2 separate regions of the Mus musculus genome follow, and region 2 is linked to region 1. A link is a contact called in ENCODE POLR2A ChIA-PET data. All regions are on one chromosome and are shown on one strand. The core of a region is the stretch at or near the end of the contact, and the rest is flanking DNA. Distances in the headings are between cores, read along the strand shown.

Evidence for each region. ChIA-PET counts read pairs that join two places held with the same protein, here RNA polymerase II (POLR2A).
Region 2: POLR2A ChIA-PET joins it to region 1 with 16 read pairs in embryonic stem cell. The contact joins the promoter of Cfap44 here to the promoter of Naa50 in region 1. POLR2A ChIA-PET finds 5 or more read pairs at or near these places in 3 of 5 experiments (Patski and embryonic stem cell).

What each region holds. Positions count from the first base shown.
Region 1 is chr16:44,135,164-44,143,014 of GRCm38, forward strand. Naa50 (N(alpha)-acetyltransferase 50, NatE catalytic subunit) reads left to right here and starts at 4,628. Exons shown (of 5, transcript NM_001347239.1): 1 at 4,628-4,948. The coding sequence starts at 4,941. It overlaps Atp6v1a (ATPase, H+ transporting, lysosomal V1 subunit A), which reads right to left and starts at 4,096. Exons shown (of 15, transcript NM_007508.6): 1 at 3,799-4,096.
Region 2 is chr16:44,388,545-44,396,395 of GRCm38, forward strand. It overlaps Cfap44 (cilia and flagella associated protein 44), which reads left to right and starts at 6,255. Exons shown (of 35, transcript NM_001033247.1): 1 at 6,255-6,304.

The DNA.
Region 1 (7,851 bases), core at 3,378-5,877:
GCTTTGAAACTACTCTCAGATAGATTATTTTTTTTTTTTTTTTTTTTTTTTTTTTTTTTAAAGATTTATTTATTTATTATATGTAAGTACACTGTAGCTGTCTTCAGACACACCAGAAGAGGGAGTCAGATCTCATTACGGATGGTTGTGAGCCACCATGTGGTTGCTGGGATTTGAACTCAGGACCTTTGGAAGAGCAATCGGGTGCTCTTACCTGCTGAGCCATCTCACCAGCCCCTCAGATAGATTATTTAAGGTTGTCTCACCCGATTCAAAATACCGTTTGGGAGGAAAGATTCTCGGTATGGAGCCCTGAAGCTTCTAGCATTGGCCGCACTTAAACAGACATATGACCAAGATGGAGAAGCTGAATGAAGATCCTCTCACTTTAGGGCTGAACCACAGGCCTTACCATTATCAATAAACACAACACACTGTGGAAACAAGTTGGTCACTGTACAAATAAAGTCCATACAAGGTTCTATTCTATTTAGTATTCGGAAAATTGGACTAAAAAGTTAATACTTAGTACACAGCCTTTAAGGAACATAATTTGTAAGAATTAAAGTGGTTTAATTCCCTTGTTAGTCATTCAATGCTTGTTCAATAAACCCATCAGGGACCTCAGAATTTTGTTTGCTTGAACATGGCCTCTTCCATCCACTTCAGCATCCTTGTGCAGAAGACCCAATAGAGACAGGTGGTTCTTTAACTGCAGGGAGGTTTACTAAGGAATACCCGAGCTACCAAACATAGGGTATATGTATAAATAAAGAAATACAAAATATCGGGTAGTAGCCTGAAGGACTGATTGGCTACCAAAGGGGAAGGATACATTTTCACGGATGATGATACCCTGAGAGAGTGCAACTAAGGGAGACCGCAGAGTAAGACATAAAGGGTGTTGGGAGCCCAACTCTTAAATTCTCGCTTTTGTCCCTCCCTCCCTGTCTGTCTGTCTCTCCCCATCTCCATATTCCCCCTCCCCTATGAAACAAGGTCTCACTGTGTAGCCCTGGCTGACCTAGAACCCACTTTGTAGACCAGGTTGACCTTCAACTAAAAGAGCTCTGCCAGACCCAGTGGGGAGATTAAAGGAGTGAGCCATCATACCTACAACCACACAGAAATCTCATTAACTAATATAGTATCAGAAACCCCTCCAGTGCTCAAACCATCTGTGTGTATAGATTGACAAATTCTTCTTTAATAGTTAATCTCTTTAGCTGTTTGGTCACTAATTCCTGCTACTGATCTTCCCGATTCATTAGAAGTTTAAGTTACTGAGTTCCCTAAAATGGAGCAATTAACTGTGAAGTAAAACTGCAGACTCATTGAGCCTCTTTCTTATGAACTTCTTTCTCCTCCACAAATTCTCAGTGCTTTCAAACTGGTTTCCTCTAGCCCAGTTTGGCGCACCTGCACAGAACTGGTCTGGACTTTTAAAACACTTAGGAATTCTGTTTATTTGGTGGAATGTCACATGGGCGTGAAAGCAGAGCCAAATTTTTTTCTCTCCGGAGAGATCAGAGAACCTCACTTTAGAGAAAAACGATGGATAAAATTATATTTCAAGCTGAGGAGATGACTCAGTCGTGAAACTGCATGTTTCGCAAGTATGAAAATCTGAGTTCAGCTACCCAGTGCTCTGTAGAAGTGTAGTACTGTCCCTTTAACCTGGGTGCTCAGGGCAAAAGACAGAAGGATCCCTGGGGTTTAATGGACAGCTAGGCTCCCAGAATCAGTGAGTCCAGGTTCAGTGAGAGAACCTACCTCAAAAGAAGGGGGGTTGAGGTGAGGAGAGCAACAGAGGAAGGCACCTCTGGCCTCTAAGTGCAGGAACACAGACACAAACAAAAAGGTTTGTGTCAACAAGTGAATGGTTCAACCAACTGTGGTGCCATCCATACCACAGAATAATGATTAGCAATGAAAAGAATGAACTCTTTAAGAATCTATATTTATGCTTGTTATATAAACAGATCAATTCCTATTGTCTAGTCTGGATCACAAGCACAAACGGTAATGTGGGCAATGCAAAATCACTTGGGCAATATTGTAGTAAAAAGTATCAAATAGGCCAGTCTTTCTTTTTTGTTTTTTGTTTGTTTGTTTGTTTTGGTTTTTTGAGACAGGGTTTCTCTATATAGCTCTGGCTGTCCAGAAACTCACTTTGTAGACCAGGCTGGCCTCGAACTCAGAAATCCGCCTGCCTCTGCCTCCCGAGTGCTGGGATTAAAGGCATGCACCACTACGACTGGCTTAGGCCAGTCTTTTTATCTTGTTAAATCGTTATGAGTTTAAGGTTTTAGCTTTTAGCTCTCAAAAATAAGAAAATCTGGAAAGGGGGGGGGGGGAGCACCAATCAATGTAAGATAATCATTCCATCTTTTTCCTATTTTTTTTTCTTTCTAGTATGAGGGTTGGACCCAGTACACCAAGCTTACATGGAAGCAAGAACCATATCCCCGAGCCCCCAGCAGAGTTTAAAACAGATTCCTCAATTACATTGCAGAGAACTAAGATTTAACTGAAAATCTTATTTCCCCTAAGAAAATGTATCATTTGGGTTATAAAAGTCAAATCTGTGATTTTGTAAGGCCTTCGGCTTCAAAACAAGGAACGTTCTAAGTTTGTAGCACAAATAAAAGAGTTTAGCCCCAAACTGAAGAACATTCCTTCAGTCAAGTACATTGTTTGAGGTTTAAACATTGGCTACTACGGTGCACATAAAATGGAGTACAAAGGGTTGGGTAACCCTAGGCAAAACCATTTCTGTATTTTCACAAAATATTATGCACTCTCAAGTCTGAGAAGGGTCACTTGAATTTTTTAACAAATGCAAAAGCGAATTAAGAGCACAAGCATTACTTCACAAATTTTAAACTGACTGGGAAGGGCAATTATGTAGGACTTAAAAGAAATGTCAAAAAGGAATGACCCACAGGCAGAAAACATGAAGTCAGTAATGTCTAGACTCGATCTTCTAGTCTTTAAACTATACACACATGGATTTGGATTAATGATGTTTTCAGCCTGATCAGTTTCCGTAAAATTACTTCCCCTTCGGGAAAACCTCGTCACTTTCCCATAAGCTAGTCTGGGTCTCCAGCCCAACAAGGCAACACCACCTTTCATCACCTTCCCAACCAACCGAGACTGTCGCATTACCAACACCCTGTTCTGAGGAGAGTACAACCACCTTCTCTCCGAAAAAAAAGGTGTAAGGCCCGCTCTTACCCTTCCAGTCTCATCTGAAGACTCCCTGAACCTCTGCAAGGATGTCGGCAAACCCTTAGGATCACTGAGAACGCACATTTGTGGGGAAAGCCCTTCAGTGTGACTCTGCAGTGAGGGCCATCTCAGTGACATCCCCTCCCAAGCCTGTCTCACCGGAGACGCCTCTGCCTCCCGGGGTTTTCCTACCATCCGGATCACCCGGGCCATGGCCTTTCCCAAGGAAGGAGTTTAGGGGAATGGGATCCGTCGGTTGTTGCAGACCCCCAAGAAATAGCTAACACAATCCTACCACCTGAATCAGCCCCAAAGGCTCCAAATAGGGAACCATAATGGCCGTACTCGCTCTCAACCCAGGGAAAAGGTGGGCATCATAATCCCTAGTCAATGGACCACGGTGATGGTGAAGGGCCAGGGGTCTAGCAGAAATGAGCTCCTCGCCCGTGCAGGAGGACAACGGAAAGGGAGCCCCAAGCATCCGCAGGCCGCGATTCACACACCCTATCTGCTCTCACCCTGTCAATCGTCCCCACCAGCCACGAGTTACCTGTCGCACCTCACCTGCCCGGGCTCGAAATGCAGAAAGTGTACCTAGACGGGACCCAGAGGCTCTGTCACTGAGAGAGGGGAAGTCTTCAGCTGCAGGAGGCGGGCCAGTCCTAGCTAGTCATGTGTCCTCAAGCCCCACCCCGCTTCCCCTCGCCCGTCACGCCGCGTCTCGCAGGCTTAAATCTTTGCGGACCGCCTTGGATGTGAATGGTTCCGCGACTTCAGAAAAGCGTTAGTTTCTTTTTCTTTTCTTTTTCTTTTTTTTTTTACAATGACGGGGGTTACAGAAACTACAGTACAGAAGACGAGGATGGCAAGGGTTAAAGTGCATTGCTAAGGAAGTGACGCTAAGTCACGCTCTAGGGACCGGAAATGGCCATGAGTCCCGCCTCTAAGGCCCCAGTAAAATCCTGGGCTGGAAGACGTTAAGCCTATCACGTGATTTAAAAAAAAAAAAACCCTGTGAGGTTTGCCTGCTGGAGGATCGCCAAGTTATCCGGACCCATCACTACCTTTTGAATTTAAAACACATTTACTGCAAGTTCCCATGGGCTTTCTTACATTGAGAAGAATCCGTTTTACAAAACCCTATTAGTCGGCCAGAGGGTTTGAAGGTCACTGGAGGGCTAGAAAGGAATCGGGGTGGGGGGCGGGAAAGGCTGATCCTGCTGGCTTGAAAGCGAGAGAAGGGTGGAAAGATCCGGATTTTGCCGCCGGAGCCTACCAAGCCAGATCCCCTAGAGAGTGTCGCAAAGGGTGGGAGGAGCTAGCGGGCCGTAGGCCCGGCCCCTGGAGAGCGGGGGGCGGGGAATCCTGGCGGCGCGGAGCACTGCGCCTGCGCGCGACGCGGCGGCCGCGCCGGCGCGTTGAGGGGCGGGGTGAAAGGTCACAGCGCGGCGGCGGGTCTGGCTGGCGGCAGCTGCGGGCGGGAGCCGAGTGTCCCGAGTGCACGTGTGGAGGAGCGGCGGCGGCGGCAGCGCGGCGGCAGATTTCCCCGCGTCTCCCGGAGCCTCAGGGCCTGGCTTGGCTTCTCAGCCAAAAGACCGGCGTGTGGGGTTGAGTGGTCTGAGCTCAGGGCGCGGGCGGAGAGCTCCGGGCGACGAGGACGACGGCGTTGGCGGCGGCTGTAACGACGGCCTCAGCAGACGGGGAAGATGAAAGGGTGAGGAAGGGCAGCTGGCGGGGGTGTGGGGGGGACCCCGGCGGCCGGGGCCCAGGAGAGGGGCGTGGGTCGATGGACAGGGAGAGCGCTGCGGGGAAGAGACGCGCGCGAAGCCCGGGCGGAGGGTCATGGCCGGGCTTCCCCGGTCCCGCGGCTCCCGGAGGGGGGCGGAGGCTAGGCCGGCTGTTGGCGGGCTGAAGGGCCGACGGAGGCAAGGGCGCGAGTCCACGGTTTCACGTGTGTGCACCGCCTGAGATCACGGGGAGGAGGAATGAGGCGCCCGGGGGCCTCTTCCCGGGAGCGCACCACCGAGCCACCTGAAGGTGCTCCTCCAGATCCGGGAACGGCGCTGTGGCCGCGGGCTTTGACACGTTGCGGGTTTTCTTAAGACTTGTGGGCCGTGCAGAACCTTCTGGAGGGAAAAGGAATTGGAATAAAGAGCACGGGGGATGAGTGCTAGGAGCTAGTGACTCAACGGACTTGGGTTGGGTCAGAGCGAGTGGAGGAAGGCGGGCGGTCGGGAGGGGAGGGGGAATAAACTGGAGCGGTGTAGACTTTGGGGTGCCAAAATGTTTAAGGAAGTAGCCATGGATCAGTAGGTGGAGCTATTGCTTCAGTGGTGTGTGTGTGTGTGTGTGTGTGTGTGTTGCCCCCCCCCTCCAGTGCAAGGAGGAGAGCTGCTGCTTTTGCTCTTCGTTAGCAAAGTTGAGGTTTAATCTTGCAAATCTTCCGTAACATTAGAAGTTATTTTGGTTTAACTGTTCCCGTTTGATAGGAAGTATTTCCTTTCCATTGATTTATATACTGTTACAGTATTTAGCGTCGCGAGTTTTGGAGGTTGCCTTTACTTACAGTCATTAGAAGAAAAAAAAAGAAAGCTTAAACATATTAAACGGTCTTTTCTTTCTAAGTCAGCTGAAAATTATAACTACAGTTTCAGTTAGTTGTTTATTCAACATCGTTTTATGGAGAGCGAAGTAAGTCGTTTCTCCAAACAAGCTTGTTCTGTGTAAAATGAAGGTCCCATACCTCTGAAATGATTCTGAGAAAGTTTTGATTTTAAATCTAAATAGAAAACATTTTTTCTAAACTCTGGTTTGCTTTAAATGTTAGTTTTTCATTCGGTGTTTTTTGGGTTTTATTTTTGGCATTTTTGGGGGGATGTTTGCTCCACCTGAGCCATGATCCAGGATGCTTGGTAATTTTTAAAAATATGATCCAGTTATTTTTAGGAAGTTTTATTTTTCTAGTAGAGTACGACTTTGATGCTGTCATTTTTTTCTACTCATTGCTACACACTCAGAACATACTTGTCATGTTCTGTTATAGTAAAAGCAATGAAGATAACAAGACTAAGAAATTATTCTGGATGTTTAGGTTAAAAATATTGGGTCTAGTTCAATTTCAAGTGTAGGATTAGTCTTTCTGATACTTGACAATAGAAATGGAACCACACCGTGGTGCTGTTGGCAGTCTATTGGAACTTTTATCTAGTATACTCTTGAAGCAATTCTACTTTATTAACTAACTGGAGTTCTTGGAATTGAAGCAAAGTATTCGGTGCTCTGCAAGTACTCTGCCACTGAGCTACGTCCCCAGCACTTTATTTTGAGGTAGAGTCTCACTAAGTTGCTCAGGCTGACGCTGAACTTGGCAACAATCTTCTTGCCTCCCTCAGCCCTTTGAGTTGCTAGTATTACGGGCTTGAGCCACCAGCACCAGCTGGCTCTTTGTATTTAAATAGATATTTAAGTGTAACACGATGGAGGCAGATGCCTAGAAATGCGTTACTGGGCAAACTTGGAATTGTTGAATCCATATTTTAGGCCAGTAGTTAGGCTCAAAATTAAGACTCCTTAAGTAAATTGTTTTATTTTTTTAGGGTTGAGGGCTTAGAATTGGGTTCTGGACTAAACAACTTTTAAGATGATTTCACAGGTATATTTGATTTTTCCCTAACTAACTCCCAATAAGCACGGGACTTAAAATTTTCCTTTCCTTCCTTTTAAGATACTAAAATGAGATCAGGGTATAGTGCAGTTTTACTTTGTTGTTTTGTTTTATTAAGATGTTAATGTCCTTGAGATACAGAACTTGTATAAATGTCTTCTGTATTCAGTCTCCAGACTCTTCATTGGAAAGACTCTATTCCATGAATTTTCTTTGAAGTTTTATTTGCTAAAGTTTTATTGTATATTGAGCTTACCAAACATAGTTAAATAGATGAATCTGAAGTTTAGAAAACTGAAACACCCCCTCCTATGATTTAAATTTTGGGCATTGAAACTTTTTAAGCTTACTTTTAAAAATGTTTTTATTTCATATTTTTTACTTTAGTATTCTTATTAGTAATAGCAACAGGATATCCAGTTGTAAATCATGTATTTTCCTTATCTCCATAGTAGATAATTTTGCAATTAATAACTACTGTATTTTTATGTGCATATCTAGAAAAACGAGAACTACATTATTAGACTATTTGCTCTTTCCAGTGAGGTCTTTTTTTTTTTTTTTATGGACCAAAGACTTGGCTTGAATTTGTGGTTGGTAAGCTGATTTCTTCCCCCCCCCCCCCCCCCCCCCCCCCCGGCAGGGTTTCTCTGTGTAGCCCTGGCTGTCCTGGAACTCACTCTGTAGACCAGGCTAGCCTCAAACTCAGAAATCCACCTGCCTCTGCCTCCCAAATGCTGGGATTAAAGGCGTACGCCACCAAAGCCTAGCTGATTACTTTTTATCTGTTACTCCTCTCTGGGGGTGATGATATTCAGTATGCCACAGACAGCAATGACTGGCCCTGTAATTCGTTGTCAGTGTTATAGAAAATACAACTAAATGCACTTATCCTTCAATTATAATAAAGAGGTACAAATTAGTTTTAATAAAAATGCCTTTAAATAAAATAT
Region 2 (7,851 bases), core at 5,005-7,504, 260 kb after region 1:
ATTTTTAGGAGGTGTAGCCTTATTGGAGGATATGTGGCTTTGTGGAAGGAAGTGTGTCACTGTGTAGGTGGGGCTTGAGGTTCTCAGGCTCCACCCAATGCAGAAGAGTCTCCTTCTGGCTGCCTTGGAATCAAGATGTAGAACTCTTAGTTTCTTCTCCAGCACCATGTCTGCCTGTACGCTGCCATGCTTCCTGCCATGATGATAATGGGCTGAACCTCTGAAGCTGTAAGCCAGCCCCAATTAAATGTTTGCATTGGTAAGTATTGCCTTGGTCATGGTATCCCTTCACAGCAATGAAACCCTGACTAAGAGACTGAATTTTTCTGAGATAAAACCATTTTGGTATTCCTGCTTTCTCTGTGAATGTGTTTTTTTTTTTTTTTTTCCATGTGTGTATGCATGGCATTGGTGTAAGGGTGTTCTTGTGTGTGTGAACTTGCCTGTGTGTGCAGGTGCAAGTGCACAAGTGCATGTTTGTGGGAAGGCCCAGAGGTTGGAGTTGGATGTCTTTCTCCATAACTCTTCATCATAGATACTGATGCTGAGCTTGGAGCTCGCCACTTCAGCCAGTCCAGCAAACCAGTTTGCCCCTGGGTTCCCTTGTTTTCATCTCCTGCACACTGAGATTACAGGTGAGCCAACATGTTGCCTGACCACTATGTGGGTGCTGGGGATATACATTCCATTCCTCATGCTTGCATGCTAAATGCTTCACCCACTTAGCCATCTCCCAGACCCCTGAATGGAAAATTTGTATAAAATGTTTGATCTTATCTACCCATCCCTACCTCCCTCTAACTCTTCCTAGTGCCTTTCTTCCTGTCTCCCTCTCTGCTTCCATGTTTATTTTGTCATTGTTACTAACCTTACTCCAAATAATGCTGCCCACATACACGTGGATGTGGGACCGCCCACTGGGGCATGAGCAATTTACCAATAGCCAAGTTCCCCAAAGAAGAGTTAGCCTCCTTTCCTGAGGAACAGCAGCTGTCCATAGCTCCTCCTCAGGGGCCTCTTCCCTGTCTCTGCTGCTATTTTGTCAACTTTGTTCTTGTACAGGTAACCACAGCTACTTTGTACAATGTACAACACAGATGACATATACAACAGCCATGTGATGTCTAGAAGACAACATGTCATGACTTTCCTTCTCACCTGATACTCTTTCTGCCCCTCTGTGATGTTCCCTGAACCTTGGATGATGGTGGTGTGTGTTTCATCTGCAGCTGAGCACTTAACACTTCAATACTAGCCTTCAGCAGCATGGCCTCACCATCTAGCTATGATTGACAAACAATGGCATGGTGGTTTGCTGTGGATTTTTGGGGGGTGGGGTCTTCTGTCATCTCCCTGACCAATATCTTATAGAGATTATCCTGTGCTAGCATTGAGATTTACATTAAAAAATCATTGTCTTGCCGGGCGTGGTGGCGCATGCCTTTAATCCCAGCACTCAGGAGGCAGAGGCAGGCGGATTTCTGAGTTCGAGGCCAGCCTGGTCTATAAAGTGAGTTCCAGGACAGCCAGAGCTATACAGAGAAACCCTGTCTCAAAAACAAAACAAAACAAAACAAAAACAAAAACAAAAACAAAAAAATCAGTGTCTTCTGGGAACAGGCATAAGTTTTTTTCAACTTCCCCTCTAGCCACCACCCAACAGAGGTAGTAGAAAAGAAAGGCTAATAGGATATGGGGGGAGTAGACCTGTTTAGAAATGTTCATTGGGGGCTGGCGAGATGGCTCAGTGGTTAAGAGCGCCGACTGCTCTTCTGAAGGTCCCGAGCTCAAATCCCAGCAACCACATGGTGGCTCACAACCATCCATAACGAAATCTGATGCCCTCTTCTGGAGTGTCTGAAGACAGCTACAGTGTACTTACATATAATAAATAAATAAATCTTTAAAAAAAAAAAAAGAAATGTTCATTGGGGCAATTCAGTCTTCACCGTTCTCAGTCCAATCTACCAGCAAACACCCAATATGAATCAGCAACTACAGACCAGTCAACTTGGCAGACACCACACAGGAATCAGCAAGTGCAGTTCAATCCAGAAGAAACCCTCGACAAGGACGACCAACTGTAGCAGTGAATAGTTAATCTGCTCTGAGCTCCCCTGGTTGACCGTACTGGAAGTTCTCTGGATTTGCAAACGAAAGGACACACAACCTTTATATTTTGATATCCCTTAACTAGGTCAATGGATGGGCTAACCTCACTGTGGCTAATACACATTACCTTCCAGTATTCCTGAGTTAACACTTTCTAAATCTACATTTTATCTTTCCTGCCCTGTTTCCTTCTGGGCAGCCCTCCTACAAGGCCACTTTCCCCTTTACCTACATTTTGGCCATCTTATCCTCCTTCATGACGTGGTCTGTCCTATGCCCTCCTCATGGCAGAATCCCCTATTCTCCCCTCTTTGTTTCTTGCCCAGAAATTCTAAAAGTCCCGTCTTTTTCACCCTGCCTAGCCACTGGGCTCTGGCTCCTTATTGGTCAATCAAAAAGCAATTGAGGACAGGGACCCTCAGTGTCTAGACACATAGATTCCCGTGTGATTTGGGGAGCCAAATTAAGGCAAAGCATTACAACCAATCCCCAACACCAGCCCAAGTCTGCAGAAGCAGCAAGAAGCCACGGGTACCTCATGAAAAGTTGTTTGCTGAGTTTCTCTCTATGAAGTCACCACAGGTGAAGCTCAGCGATGCAGTGTAAGACGAACCAATGCATGCATGTCCTCAGCGAAGACTAGCGGGGCCGATGCAAATCAGTGCTCAAGCTCCTACTGTCCATGGGGATATATGTGTGTGTGTGTATGTATTTATGTATATATTCCTTCTAAAGCGTCACATGTGCTTTCATGTGTCTGCTTTAGCAAGACATCCTTTCACCTGTGTGCCCCAACAAAACATCACTTGACATAACCGACTTTCCAAAGAAACTTGAAGTTTCCACTTAAGCACATGTTTTTATGTTTTCCTAATCTTTAATTTTGGCCCCGTCCTCCAACATATACCTTTTAGGTCTTGAAAGTCATTATTTTCAATCTGAATATTTTATTTTTTCCCTCTTAATGCTGTTGTTGCATGCACGGGTGTGCATGTTCTGAATGTTCTACACACACACACACACACACACACACACACACACACACACACACACACACACGAATGGAGGAGAGACTGATTTAACAAGTTAAATCACAAAAAATTGAATTCTGTCAATATTTTAGACCTCTGCTTTTATCTAATCCACTGAGCTGGACTTATATATAAGACCTGGCTTAGAACAGAGCTGATCTCTGGAGTTAGCCGCTTCTTTTCTGTACTTTCCTATATGCTTTGAGGACAATTCTTTCTATGCATATAGATCCTCCCTTGATGTTTTCTGTGTCCCAACTAGTACTTCTATTTATTAGGACAAAAATGCAGAAATAAAACTGTCCAAATGTGGTGCCCTGCCTTAGGCATGTGGTCAAGAACCCAGTCTGCTAGACCCTCCACGGTTTTAGCCTTCATGGCTCATTGTCTCCTGGTTGCGGTCCAGTGCATACAGCTCTAAAGGTCTCACCCACACTGGAAATAGAGTATTGTCAGCAGTGCCTATTTCCTTTCCATTCGTGAAGAAAAACCTTCTCTAGAAGTCTCCAAACTGTAAGGAACTTGGGGGTGGGGTGTGGGTGGTTTAGTAAAACTAGAATCCTAGAAACGAGGACAAAGGAGAATGAACTGAGCTCTCAATTAGCTAGATTATGACTAGGAGAGTCAATGAGTCACTGATGGGAAACGTTCCTGCATGGATGCAAGCGAGGCTTCCTGGGCAGCTGAGCATGATGGGATATGAGCTTGAAGAAGGCACACGGCTGAGGGGTGTGCGCCCTCTAGGGTCAGACCTTGTGAACTGCTACATGTGGAATTGCAGTTGGCTCCGTGGCTTCATGTTCTATAAACTTTGGATATAAATTGGAGACTCCTGGGTAACTGGGGAAATTTCTTGCTCAATGGGGTAGGGAAGAAATGTCTGACCTCAGAGCATTATCTCTGGGTCAAAGGGGAAGATAACGGAGAATAATATTTGCTCTTAACTAGAGGCCACGAAGTTAAATGTCTTATCAAAAGATGTCCAAAACGGGCAATGGTGGCGCATGCCTTTAATCCCAGCTCTTGGGAGGCAGAGGCAGGTGGATTTCTGAGTTCAAGGCCAGCCTGGTCTACAGAGTGAGTTCCAGGACAGCAAGGGCTACACAGAGAAACCCTGCCTTGGAAACAAACAAGCAAACAAACAAACAATAAAATAAAATAAAATAAAAATCACCCTGTTCAGAACCCTGATACTTTTTCCTCGTGAATTAATAGTTATTCATATACCTCCTCAGCCTTAGTGTTGAAATTAATATTGTCTATTTGAAAACTGTATCTGGCTTGTAAAATTACGTGGGCCACCTCTACCTTTTAAATGCTGTAGTTACCATACAATGTATGTACAGTGAAATGCTTAGACCTTAATTTACCAGTCAATTTTAGGATGCATATAAAGTACCAATCCCTCTGACCTTGTATGTCCATCTCTGTCAGCCCTACCACCTGTACACCAGCAGGAAACACTATACATGTGGTTCCTGTCCCCAAAGATTATTTTGGAATTTCATATAAATGGAGTCATTCAGAAAATACAGTAATGCCCGAAATTAACCTGTAAGCCCCACCTGCCCAAGGACCAGGTAACTTCCTGGAATGCTGGGAGTTGTGGTTCTTGGAATATAATAAAAACCTCATGACACAGTACTGTGGCCTATGGGGTTGTCCTATAAACCCCTGCAATAGATGTCTCAGAGCCACTCAGCTGGGAAGTTCCAGGGAGTGGTCCTGACCAAAGTCCATCTCTTGGTCAGTATTTAATATTTAATAAAGCTTGCTTCAAGTTTGGCCTAAAATGGTGCAATTGGTTTTTTCCTGTTAAATCTCAGGATTAACAACAGTATCTTTATTTTGGCTTCTCACATTCAACATGATTTTGAGATTGACCCACGTTATGTGTGTCAATTGATAAACCTTTGTATTCTGTATTAGTATTTGATTGTATGACTGTGCCATAATTTTGTACTTAAGTGTCCCGATACCAAATGCCTGGACTTGTTTCCAACTTTAACCTGTTACAAATAAACATACTATGAAGGAGATTAAATATTTCATTTGTCTTAGATGCAAAACTAGAGATGAATTACTGCCTTACATAAGAATGCATGATTAAATTTCAAGAAATTAAGTGGTTTTCTGACATCCCATTTATACTCTCACTAGTCACACATACCTTCTCTTGTTACTACTAATCCTATCTAGTATTTGGTCAGTCTTTTTTTTCTTTCTCGGTGGCTGAGTTGTTGCATCTTAATTTGTATTTCATCCCTGATAGTGATGCCTTACCTATTTGGTCTGTTCATTGGTATTTGTATGCCTTCTTTCATAAAGTAGCTTCAAAACTTTTTGTTCAGTTTTTGTTGGGTTATTTGCCTTTTTATTAAAGGCATGAGCCGGGCGATGGTGGTGCACGCCTTTAATCCCATTACTTGGGAGGCAGAGGCAGGCGAATTTCTGAGTTCGAGGCCAGCCTGGTCTACAGAGTGAGTCCCAGGACAGCAAGGGCTACACAGAGAAACCCTGCCTTGAAAAACAAAAACAAAAACAAAAACAAAAACAACAAAACAAAACAGGAATGAGCTCGTCATATATTTTATATACAAGTCCTTTGTCCAATACATACCTTGCAGATTAAAAACAAAAACCCAAAATTAATCCTCTTGCTGCTGCCCACCTCCTACAGCAAGAATTCACAACACAACCCTTATTTACTTTTTAAAAAACACAGGTAAGCTTTAGAAAATACTCGTCTTCGATGTTGATGTATCTGGAAGCTGCCTTCTGCAGCCAAGACCACACCATTTTAAGTTTTGTTTTTAATTGGCAAATAATTGCCTTAGGACCCTTTGGCCGGTTTGGAAAGTTGGGCAAGTACCCAAATACTCTGTCATCTGGTTCATAAATTGTTGGAATGCTGGGCTTCTGTTTCCTGAGGGTGGGGGGTGTCGCAGTAGCTTCTTCCCCAGGGCACACGGACGACTCTGTGGCAACACCTCAGTTTAGGCAAAAACCTTGGGGGATGCTGCGCATGCGCCTAATAGCCTGCTGTTCCCCTCCCCCAACATCACTACCAGCAGGCGGAGGGACGTTGCTATGGCAACCGCAGTAAACGGAGTCCTTGGGCGGGTGTGACTAGAAACCAGCTGCTGTAGCGAACACCTCCGGTAAGTGGGCTCTTAGCCTGGGCCGGGCTGTCCCCATAAGTCTCCCTTAAATCTGGTAGCGACTCAGAGAGCAGTGAACTCCACCTTCTAGGTGGAACTAGTATGGTCCAATTTCTCTGGAACACTTCCCCGGTCCTCCTGTGGTAATTCAACGCAAACATCAGAAGCAACCAGTGCGGGTTAGACATGCACAGCTCCAGCCTGCAGGGAACTGGTGATGCAGGTTAAGAAGCAACCAGGTAGCCAGAGAAGTTAGGTCACCACAGAGGGAAGAAGAAAGCCTGCTGGAAATGTGCCTGGGTCAACAAAGCCACCCCTGCCCACCCTTAGCTGTGAGCCTTCTCAGTGGGCCCTTCTACACTATTTTCCTTATCTGGGGGGGGGGGGGGAATGGCTGTGTTTGCCTCCTAGGGTTCTTGTTAAGATTTAAATGCAGGCCAAGTGTCTCAGGAGTGCAGCTGAACGCTGGTAATAGGCAAAGGCGGTAGGGAGCGAGTGTACAGGGTATTCGTTAGTCATGAGTAGTCTTACTTGCCTGCTTAGTAAGACACCAGAGAAAAGGGGCCAAAGGGGAGTAGGAACAGAGTGGGTGTGAGATGCAGCAGCGATCTGCAACCTCACCACGAAGGGCTTTTGCACCGTGATGAGGGTTTGTATTGCATTCTTCTGTGATGGCAACAGAGTCAGTCACTCGATGACGAAGCTGTAACATAGTGGTGCTCTGGTAGCTCTCTCAGGAATACAAAGGGCAAGGCAGAAAACAGATTAAAAGATTGGCAAGGTGGCTCGATGGGTTAAGGCACTCGCCACCAAGCCGGACAACCTGAGTCCCATCCCTGTCACCTGCATGGCGGAAGGAAAGAATGTCCACAAATTTGTCTTGTGACCTCCACACATGTACCCACCTACCCACAAAGAAGATATAAATAAATGTAACGAAAAGCTGAAAATTTAAAGGTTTTGTTTACTCTTGTTTTATGTGTACGAGTCTTTGTCTGAATGTATATCCGTGTACCACATGTGTGCAGTGCTCACAGAGGCTATAAGAAAGTATTGACTGCTCTAGGACTGGAGTAAAGATGGTTTTGAGCTGCCACAGGAGTGCTGGAAACTTGACCCTGGTACTCTGGAATAACAGCCAGTGCTCTTAACTGCTGGGGTATCTCTCCTCTCCAGCTCCCATGAAAAGAAAATTTAAAGATAAAATGGATTAGAGAAACAGAGTAGGAGCAGAGGGTATCTGCAGTGACAGGGACAGTGAGCCTGGTACTTAAAGAGGTGAGGACAAGGGTGAAAGCATAAGTCTTCATAGCTGGCCATTTGGCAACGCGTCTTGGAAATAGATTGCATGAGGTGGGTGATAGGGAAGGACGAAATATCTAACTGCTCTTCTTTCTCACTTGCAAAATTGTGATATTAGCATCTGCCTTGTATTTTAAAAGCAAGTGAGATCATGTGTGCAGAGAATTTTAGACTTGTGTTTGCCATCAGATAAGAACCCCAACAACAAGCAAGCAAGCAAGCAAACAAGCAAGCAAGCAAGCAAG